Linked DNA regions of Mus musculus: region 1 is linked to region 2. A link is a loop called in an ENCODE intact Hi-C map of the cell type or tissue named here. Cell type or tissue: gastrocnemius. All regions are shown on one strand. Each heading gives the region's core, and the rest is flanking DNA. Links, peaks and the distances in the headings are about the cores only. Region 1 overlaps Shroom3 (shroom family member 3). Region 2 overlaps Shroom3 (shroom family member 3).

Region 1 (5,376 bases), core at 196-5,195, 72 kb after region 2:
GGCCTGAGCTATCTCTTAACCCCTACAGTTATTGTGTTCCCCTTCCCCTCAGAATTTTAGGCCCTCTATTGACTGAATAAAGGTGTATTTTAATTTTATTCGTGCATATGTGTGTGTTCAGGAAATGTGTGTGTTTGGGAAATGTGTTGTGCTGTGCCTGTGGATTACCGGAAGAAGGCAATAGCTCCCCTGAAGGTGGAGTTTTTTGAAGTTCATACATGCAAGGCAATTACTCTGCCACCAGGCCACATCCACGGTCTCTCTGACAATTTTCTGAGAAGACATATGCTTGGGATCCCTAGAGACTGGTAAGGGACCTCCCAGTTTCTGGTTCCAGTTGGCAGTGACAGCCTTGCTCATGGAGAAACAAACCATCAAGTTAGAAAGCTCTACAGACGTAAGGTGAGGACGTAGCAGTTGGAAGAAGGCTTGCCTGACTCCATGAGCCCCTGGGTCTAACCCTCTGCAGTACAGAAGCTGAGCATGGTGGCACACTCCTGGAATCTTAGCACTTACAGGTGGAAGCAGGAGGGGCAGAACTCCAAGGTCATCCTTCGGTACTTAGTGAGTTTGAGGCCAGTCTTATAGGGGAAAAACATTTTACAGAACATGAAAAATTGTGTATGCTTGTCAGAGGGAAACCAGGCTTCGGGAGTTTTGGGGTCAGCACGGCTCACTGGACTGCACTGGGGTAACACCCTGGCATTAAGTCTAGGCATTAGGAACCGAAGCCTGGGAGAATGCCCTGAAAGGGAGGAAGGGTGTGAGAGTCTGGGCTCAGAGCCTCTCCTTGGAGTGTCTTTCCCTCCCAGGTCATGAGGTCAGGTCTGGCAGCATTTCATGACTATGAATCTCTGCGATGAATGGCATCTGGATGGCCCAGGGGAAGTAGACACCACCACCCAACCCTTGGTGGAATTGGGGTAAGGTGGAGCAGCAGCTGGTGGCGTATGAGAATGTCTGCTGGAAGGAAGAGGTTAGCTTGGGCCCAGCCTGTGGGCAGAGGCAACACGGGCCACCTTGGCTCTCTGCTTCTATGCATCTTCAGTTTTTAAACAACCCTAAATATATAAAAATATTCGGAAGTAAATAGTTTGCTGTTATATGTCTATATTTGCAAAAGATGTTAAATGGAACCTAGGGAAGTGGCCGTGGGGGTAAAGTGTGCTTACTATGCATATCTGATGACCTGAGTTTGATCCCTCTGTCTCACAATGGAAGGAGGAAAGTTAGTCTTGAAAGTTGTCCTCGGGCTGGTGAGATGGCTCAGTGGGTAAGAGCACCCGACTGCTCTTCCGAAGGTCCGAAGTTCAAATCCCAGCAACCACATGGTGGCTCACAACCACCCGTAATGAGATCTGATGCCCTCTTCTGGAGTGTCTGAAGACAGCTACAGTGTACTTACATATAATAAATAAATAAAAAAAAAAAAAAAAAAAAGAACATCTCGAAATTTATAAAAAAAAAAAAAAAAAAAAAAAAAGAAAGTTGTCCTCTGACCTTCCCATGTGTGACTGTGGCACATGCATCATATCAAGACGACCGCCACTACCACCACAACAGCAACAACAATAATAATAATAATAGCAAAGTTTTTTTTTTAATGTTTAAAAGATGTGGGGAGGAAGAGAGAATCCCATTATCCATAGGCTTTTGGCAAGCAGGATCCTTGGGCAGTCAGATCATGGAGGTGAGTCCCAGAAACAATCTTAAGCACTCCCTCCTGTGGCTGGCACCCCCTCCCCACCTCCTCACCTCCCCACCTCCCCATCACCCCACCTCCCCATCACACGCAGCTGGACGCATTTACAGAGGACCAGTCTAAGCAACCCCTAATAGTCTATCGATAGCCCTTTACTGAGTACCTTACAATCCCTGGAGAAACTCACTTTTCTGCAGGAAACAGGCCCTGGTGTCCAAGCCCACTTGAAATGACTCTCTCTGAGGTATTCATGGGGGTCTCTGGCCTGCTGTCTGCCTGCTGGCCATTCCCCCCTCCCCCCCAAGCCAGCCAGCCAGCTCTGCAGCTCCAAATTGGAGATGAGGCAAGGTGGCTGGGAGGCGCGCCTGCCTCCCCGGGGGAGTTGTGTTGTTTTTATAACCGGTGCCAGCTCTGCGCTGCTTGGAAGGTGAGTAAGCGCCTCTTCCTTTTCCCTCGGATGGTCTTTCATACCGAGCTTGCCACTGCCAAGTTCCAGACATGGTGAGGAGCAAGGGCTGCCTGGCTCTCGTGCTTCCCAGATTTGGGACCCAAAACTCAAGAAGGCAACAGAAGCTGTAAGTGGGGGCTTCGTGGGCTCAGTTTCCTGGCTAGCCAGTATCCTTGAGAGGGCACTGGGAAAGGGCCAACACTCGCCTCCTCGCTTCCTCTGGCGGGCAGACGGAAAGTGCTGGCTTGGCACACCGTATGAAACTGAGTGTACCTTTGAGTCACCTTTGGGCTAATGTTAGGTGTGATGGCCTTTTTTTTTTTCTAAAGGAATCTTATTTCTGGAAGTTTATATTTTTAAGGAAACAACGTCTGTGTGTCCTTTCTCATGTTTGAAAATCGCCGGTAATAGATTTTGGCTATGTGCGGTGTTGTTTTAGGAGCTGGTGTCATGATGCCCGTTTGTTGGGACAGTTGTGTCTGCTTTGGGTTTTAGCTGTTCTCTTGTGTTACATTGTTGACTTCTTCATCAGTTGACCTATAAAGGGGAATTTTCTTCTACTGGGAGCCCCACGGTTGGCACTCAAGGAATTTGATTTATGTATTCAAATGGGGGGGGGGCAATAATTCATTGGCACGTATGTGTCTGTGTGTGTGTGTGATTTTTCGATTTTTCTTATGACCTTTATCTGTGGCTGTAATCTGAAAAGACTTTTTCTTTAGGCACAAGGACCTATTTCTTGTTTAGCAGTAGAATTCTTTTCAAACGCATAGCTTAGCTGAATCCACGCTGAGTGACAGACACTTCCAGAAACCCTACCTCTGTTGTGCTTCTCCCAGATGATTCCCATTCGCTGCTGGCTGTGTTCCACTGGGCACCTGCTGCAACCAGAGTTACTGTCTGTGCCAGCTCCGTTCTAAAGCAAATGTGTGTTTGAGGAGACGAGCCATGCTTACTATTCGGACCTCTAAAAGCAATGTGCCAAAACCACAGTGGCAGAAATGCCAGAAACTGTGAGGATGGTGGAAGGACCAGGGGGGAAAATCAGAGTTTCTCCTCGTAGTATTATGTTATCCTAGGGTGTGTCACTCTCTCTGTGAGCTCACTAGCCTCTACCCCGTGTGTGAGCCAGTCGGCACCATGACCACTCTACAGCTAGAGAATGGGTTATAAAAGCAGGATATCCAAGCCACCCCAGAGCCAGCGGTCAGCTAGAACTGGAGCCTAAGCCCTGGACTTGTGGCCAGCCTCTTCCTGTCTGACAAAATACAGCAGAATAGCAGGGATAAGCCATAGGCTAGCTAGCTCACAACTGCCCAGTGTTCCCCCATCCAGAGGCCCAGAGGAATGAAAACGTGAAAATAAAAACCCAGAGTGTTCCATGTGTATGTGAATATGTGAATGGGGAAGAAGGAAAAAGAATTTGGGGTCCACATCCAGCAATGGAGGAACACGTTGGGATACTTTTCTTATTGAGGCTGTCATGTTTCCTTCAATGATGGCATAAAGTATGTCAGATAATATAGAGCCTCCTCCATAGGAAAAGATTGTCGATGAAAGCTAAAGCGTGAACTTAAGTCACTGACTGAATAAATATCTATTGAGTATCTCCCATGAGCTCTCTGTGGCATTTATCTTTGGGTCCTCACTGGGCACAGTATGGTAGATGGATAGAATGGTCGGTGTTCTGTCCTGATGAGTGTTCACTGTCCATGAGACTTTATCTTAAAGAACTTCTCCCTTTTCTTCCTCCCTTGGGGTAGCCCACACAGCCCAGGAGACGCCTGTCTTGCTCCTCCCAGGACCGCCCACTCACAGGAAGAAGAATTTCCTTAATGATGTCAAGTGAACACTCTGTGCCCATAGGGAGGAAGCCTTCATGCACTTTTACCCAGATGGAATCAGGGAAAAATCTGTCAGGAAGAAGGCACACCTTTGCCAACTCATGGGAAAAGCCTGTGCATGTTGCAGGCCTTACCCAAGCAGACCAACAGCAGGTGTATAATTTCTGGGCCAGGCAGTCAGAGCAAATCTGCCTCCACTCACTCTGTGGCTTTACCACCCTTCATCCCTAGTCTCTTGGGCTTGCCTCCTAAGATCCCAGCTTCATCCCAGGCAGCAAGCAGCAGAACCTAGGAAAGGCACACCAGGTGCCATTATTTATTGAACACTCTCAATGCATTGGCCTCCAACCAAATGCAGAATTAGATTACTGTACCTGACCAGTTGGTTCACATTTTAAACAAATAGGCAGGTAGAGGTGAATTAGGTAGAAAGGAAGGTGGAAATATACTCCAGGGAGAGGCCAGTGCTGGGGAGGGAAAACCGGTCAGAGCCGGTCATTTTGAGAGCCTAAGTAGGACAGGATCTCAACATATTTGAGATTCAGTTCTGTGTTTTTGATCAGCCAGAGGAAGGGTGGACTTGGCTGGGGAAGGAAAAATGAACCGAGCGAGCCCTCTGTGCCTTCAGTGCTGGTCCATTTGCTTTTTTGTAATTGTTTTCATCTCTGAGCCACCCGCGTACTTTGTCCTTCTCTAACAGAACACGTGGCCAACCATGGCCTAGCAAGTATTCTTCCTCTCCCTCACCTAGTGTGTTCTCACCTAGTGTGTTCTCACCTAGTGTGTTCTCACCTAGTGTGTTCTCACCTAGTGTGTTCTCACCTAGTGTGTTCTTTTTTGACTTTACTTTTTATAAGTCAAGTTTCAGATAAGGTCTTGCCATGAAGCGCTGACTGATGACGTAGAACTTGTTTTGTAGACCAGCCTGGCCTTAAGCTAAAACTCAGCAATCCTCCTACACCTGCTCTCAGATACTAAGATTGTACACAGACCACCAAGTCTGGTTGTTAATCAGCTTTCTGCCATTTCTTTCTTTGTGGTGCTAGGGATAAAACCTTAAATTCTCTAAGGAACTGTCCCTCTGAGCTATGTCTCCAGCGTCTTCCTGTCATTAACACTAGGACTGGGAATCAAACCCAGGGTCTTACATGTGTAGGCAAGCTATAGCCAGCTTGAGCTTTGCCTTTTAATTTCTGAATTCCCAAAGACTTATTCATGGTCTCACACATACACACACACACACACACACACACACACACACACACACACACTCACATACACACATATACACTCACACACTCACATACACACTCTCATACACACACACTCACACATACACAATTATACATACATTCACACATTCTCATACATACACTCATACA
Region 2 (5,376 bases), core at 193-5,192:
ATCACCCATCTTGACTATCTACAGTTTCTTAGTAGAGAGTGCTGAAGAGTTGAGTCTAATTTTCACTCATGTTAAGAGTGTGCTCTACTCCAGAGCTACATCCCCAACACCACTGCTATACAACTTTAATTAGTTATAAGTCACTAATGTTGGGGGCTAGGTCGAGATCTAAGTGCCAATGAGATGGCTCAGTGGGTAAAGGTGCAACAGAGATTGACAACCTGCCTTCAATCTCTAGGACCTACCAGCCTCCATGATGAAGTAGACAATAGACTTCTACAGATGATCCTCAGGGTCTCCTGCACGTTGTGCTGTGCATGCCCGACCGCCAGCACATTAAGTACATAAGTAAATATATCAAGTTTAAAACAAGGGTTTAAGTGAAGCACACCGCCATTTCAGACATGGGGGCTGAGTTTTCAGATGGGGAGAAAGGCTTAGAACAATGGGGTCCATTCCTCCCTTCTAGAAAAGAGTTGAAGGTTTAAGTCACCTTTGTATGAAGCTTGAGAACAGCGGTGCCAAGGAAGGGTGTTCATGGAATCCACACTCCTGATGTGTCTGGCAGGACTCTAGCATTGGTGGCTGAAAGGGAAAGCTTCCACATTGGCAGCCTACGGGGCTCTAGAGGTGCCGTCAAATCATGACATGGCATGTGAGTTATTTCTAGCAGAATCATTGCCAATTGGGTTTGACTTGGCATGAAGGGTTAAACTCCAGCCTTGCTGCTGACTGATTATGGGACCCTCTAAGCCTCACTCACCTCATTTATTCAATAAAACAGAAGTGATATTCCCTTCCTCAAAAGGACATTATACTGACTGTGATGGATAAAGTTAATAATGTGCATAGAATGTGGGCAGTCGTCCGCCCTGTTTGTTCTCAACTGGGCTAGAGAGTCACGAGGGACTATTGTACTGTCACATATGCGGCTGCCTGCTTACCCAGAAGCCCCCGTTTCCTTCCCTCGATGGATTGATTATGGTTTGGGGGCCTGTGATCTGCTTATAGGCCTAAAGTTAGTGCTGGACATCTCAGCACTTGTGGGATTTAGGAGTGTAAAGTCACATTATATAAACCCAGAAGCAACTGGGCATTAACCACCATGGCCGTGTGCTAATTCATTTTAAGATGGACACTTCTAAATGGATGGGAATCAATATACTTCATCTCTTCAGGAATACTAAAGGGGAAGTGTGTCACCTCTGCCTGCGGGAGCTGATGTGTGTGGTGGCATCTATTCTGAAGGCCAGATGCTCTACCTGCCCATTGGACATCAAGACCCTCTGAGCCCCAGGGAATCACACTGCCTAAGTCCCCCTTTCCAGTTTCAATCCTCACCACCAGATCCCCTTTCTGACTGACACATTCTTTCTTTAGATATGGTAATGAAATCGATAAGGTTACAGGCAGTCTTGCTCTCCCTGCCCGCTGGTGTGGGAAACTTTTTGTCTCTGGGGTGTCTGTCTGTTGAGTGCACCCTAGCTTGTCCATTTTGTGTCCATGTTTAGGGTAAACTCTCCGTGCTAGAGGCAAAGGAGCCTGCCTCACCTCTCTCACTGGCAAGCTGCAAGAGACATGGAAGGGCATTTTCCTCTTATACTTCCAGACCCACTGCAAGCCCCTACGCTGGACTCCGCTGCTTTCGTATTCTGATGTTCAGCTGTCATATCCTGGCCTCAGCCTGAGATTTTGTTCCTTTCCATTTTGACGAAATGATTTGTGTTAATTCATTAGCTTGCTTTCCTTCATAAGCAATCCCAGTACTACCACTGCTACTACTACTGCTACTGCTGCTACTAATAATAATAATCATCATAATAATAATAGTGTTACATGATTTTCTAGAAATGTAACTGATAGTGGCTGTCTATGGAGGACCAATAACTTGTATAGTCAAAGTTTATGTGCCTGCTGGCACTTCTACCTACCTCCTTTAAAGTTATTCTGTGTGGCTAAGAGTAACACCTGTATGGTGTCCACATAAAAATGCCAAGAGTGACAGTGTTTATGTGAGTTTCAGGGTGACTGAGAACAGGCCAAAGTAGAAGCACCCTCTTAAAAGGCTGCAATTGACAAGAGACATGCAAAGCCCCCAGTGAGCCAAGGGTCAGAGATCTTGGGATTTCTGCTGACCCATGAAGAGGGCGGAGCTTAGCCTTTCTTGGGAGCAAAAGGGCAGTGCAGAGCCTTCAGGGACAGAGAAAGCTGGGCTGCGCGTGGGCCACAGTCTAAGCTGGTGGTGGATAATGAGGGTGATGGGGGTGATATGATAAGCTAAAAAGGGCCTGGCAAGAGGAACGTAAACATCTCCCAGCTGGGGAAACCTTTATGGAATGCGAAGATCCAAAGCCCATACAAAGAGTGTTAATTTGAGTAAGACACACCGTGAGACCCAACACTCCAAATCCTGTCTGAAATCAACACACACTTCATTTGGCAGACATGTGTAAAATATTTGTCTGAGGGCCAGGTGACCTTCAGAAGGAAACTGGTAGATAAGAGGAACAGATCTTCAGATTTAATTGATGACTGTATATGATGCAAGAGGCTTTTTAAAAGAAATAGGTCTAAAGAAGTGACTCAGTGGTTAAGAGCACTGGCTGCTCTTCCATGGGATCTGGGTTGGTGTCCCAGCATCCATATGACAGGTCACGGCTGTCTGTAACTGCAATCCTAGGGACTCCAACACCCTCTTCTGATCGCCTCAGGCACCAAGCATGCATGCGATGCACAGAAATACATGTAACAGAGCATACATACACAAAAAAATAAATAAGGCTTGCCAGGTGTGGTGGCACATGCCTTTAAGCCCAACACTCTGGAAGCAGATGGAGGTGGATCTCTGTGAGTTTGCAGCCAGCCTGGTCTATATATATGTTCAGGGTTCAGGACAGCCAAAACCACATAGAGAGAGAGAGACATTGTTTCAAAGAAACAGTAATAACAATAATAGATATTTTTAAAACAAAAGATTTCTTTTTATCATTTGCTTTATATGGTATTATATTTATGTGTATGTGTGTATGTGTGTGTGTGTATGTGTGTGTTTGTGGTTGTGGTTGTGGTTGTTCATGTTCATTATGCAAGAGGCCAGAAGAGGGCATCAGACCCTCTGTTGCTGAGTTACAGGTAGTTGTGAGCCACCCAGTGTGGGTGCTGAGAACTAAGAGTGTGATCTGTACCTCCGACCTGTAAGGCTGCATTGTATTTGAAGACTGTGACCATATGCTTCAGTCAGTGCTCTCTGACTGTCCAGTTCCGGAAGGGGAGTGAAGCCACGCTTGGTTTGCTTGGTGTAGTAAGGTGCAAGTGTCCCTCTCAGTCTTGTGAGTTCTGGACAATGGGGCTGGCACACCCCTTCAATCCCAGCCCTTGGCAAGCAGAGGCTAAGGCAGAGTTCAAGACCAGCCAGATCTATGTAGCAAATTCAGGCCAGACCAGGCTATCTCAAAATACAAACTAAGGGACTACCTCCAAAGATACGATAAGATTTTATTTATTTATTTTATGTATATGAGTATACTATAGCTGTACAGATGGTTGTGAGCCACCATGTGGTTGCTTGGAATTTAACTCAGGACCTTCAGAAGAGCAGTCAGTGTTCTTAACCACTGAGCCATCTCTCTAGCCCACAACCCTAATTTTTAGTTCATCCAGGACAGTTTTGTAAACGAAGAGGACATTTGCTTCTGACCTTGAATTTCCCGAAGGGGAGCTCAGGACACTCAGCTGACTTAAATTCCAACATCAGCCCCTGACATCAAACCAAGTGGCTCCAGCAGCTGCTCTGTCCTTCCTTATAAAAAGGAGACGGAGTTTGCTGCAGCCCTGAGGCCCACAGGCTCCCGGAGGGACCATCCCACATTTCTGAGGGCTAGGGAAATCGCTTCTTCATATAAAGAGCAGGATGACGTTATTGGGTCGGAATGACTGGCTCAAACATTTGTTACCTCCATGTGTCCGATCCCTTTGACCTTTTATTTCTAGATCGAGTTTTGACATTGCAGCTCGCCCAAGATTTGCAAGTCAATGGTCTTGAAATAAATGTCTTATAATGATCGCTCTGCTGTTGAAGTCCAGCTTAATGGATACAGAATTAACTCTATTAACTATTAATAAAGAAGGGTTGGTCAAACCTGTTTCTTTGCCAGCTCATGGTTATAGTCTATGGGAGAAAATAATTTCTTAGACTGTAGCCCTCCCCACATCCTTCACAGGGCTGTCTCCTCTTCCCCACCTACCCGATTCCATTCCCTGAAAATGCACTTGACCCTCTCAAAGCAACTTGCTGTGATTAACAGTGTGCTAGCTTCTCATGGCTGTGATGAAAGGCCCGAGGAAACTAGCTTAAAGGAGGAGAGAGTAATTTTGCTCGTGGTTTTAGACTTTCAGGCTAAGGTCAGTTGATTCCCCACCATGCCCCAGCATCATGGAGGAGAAGGGATGGTGGGGTCCCTCTCATGGCCGTGAGGAGAGGGATGGAGAGGGAGAGAAAGCTCAAAAGAGAAACAGTAATTAAAACAGCCCAGAAGGTTCCCTTCTCAGCCATCACTGATTTCCTCTGACTTGGTCCCACCTCCCAACCGGTCCATCACCTCCAAATACCTGACTATGGATCCACACATGGATGAAACCAGCTACAGTCACTTCCCAAACACCCCTCCTGAATGGACCAAGCACTGGGACCCAGCCTTCAGAGAGCTGGGAGGAGAGTTCAGATCCATTCCATTAACAAAACCGATCATTTAAAGCACTTTGCAGAGTTCGCACTTTAAGAGTTCATCAAAGGAAGAAACTGAAATAAAACTCCTTTCTTGTTGCCTTTCTACAGAGCCCTGACTGTCCTGGAACTCACTGTGTAGATCAGGCTGGCCTTGAACTCACAGAGATCTGCCTGCTTCCCGAATGTGCCTCCATACCTAGCTAAAACCTCCTTATTTTAAAAGTAAGAAAAGTTGAAGTTGAGATTCAGGACCTCTTGTCTCATAAACAGAGGTCTGCAGACCAGATAGTATAACAAGGAGGTACCAGGTATCGGGGTGAAAATATCAACGGTGTGAGGAAGACTTCAGAGATAGATTCCAATTTCAGCACTGCTGGGTTCTGGATATAAATGTAACCTCTGTACGTTTCTCCTTACAATAGAGGAGTAAAGCAAAGCAATGATGTCTTCCGTACAGAAGTGCTGGGACATAGGTCATGAATATGGAAATCTTTCATTATAATAAGCAATCGGTATCCCATGAGGACCTTCTTTGGAAGAGCTTGTGTGTGTGTGTGTGTGTGTGTGTGTGTGTGTATGGGATTTTTGAAGTTTTTTTTCTCTATAGCCCTGGCTATTCTGGAACTCACTCTGTAGATAGACCAGGCTGC

What was found. A loop is a pair of places that touch in the nucleus more often than their neighbours do. Peaks named below come from ENCODE experiments on the same cell type or tissue, not always from the same donor. Only the 100,000 strongest peaks of a DNase experiment are listed, where the experiment ranks them.
Region 1: it touches region 2 in a loop (4-fold over the local background); 1 of 42 quality-filtered maps calls a loop at or near these places.

Annotation. Positions count from the first base shown.
Region 1 is chr5:92,854,313-92,859,688 of GRCm38, forward strand. All of the region lies in intron 2 of Shroom3 (shroom family member 3), which reads left to right. Among named protein-coding and RNA genes, the nearest start is that of Mir1961, 68 kb to the left of the region's middle. In gastrocnemius, for the core only: no CTCF peak of the experiment used is centred there; DNase peaks (open chromatin) are centred at 2,136, 2,314 and 3,032; H3K4me3 peaks cover 1,556 bases; H3K27ac peaks cover 1,823 bases.
Region 2 is chr5:92,782,208-92,787,583 of GRCm38, forward strand. The region is part of intron 2 of Shroom3 (shroom family member 3); the gene reads left to right. Among named protein-coding and RNA genes, the nearest start is that of Mir1961, 3.7 kb to the right of the region's middle. In gastrocnemius, for the core only: no CTCF peak of the experiment used is centred there; no DNase peak of the experiment used is centred there.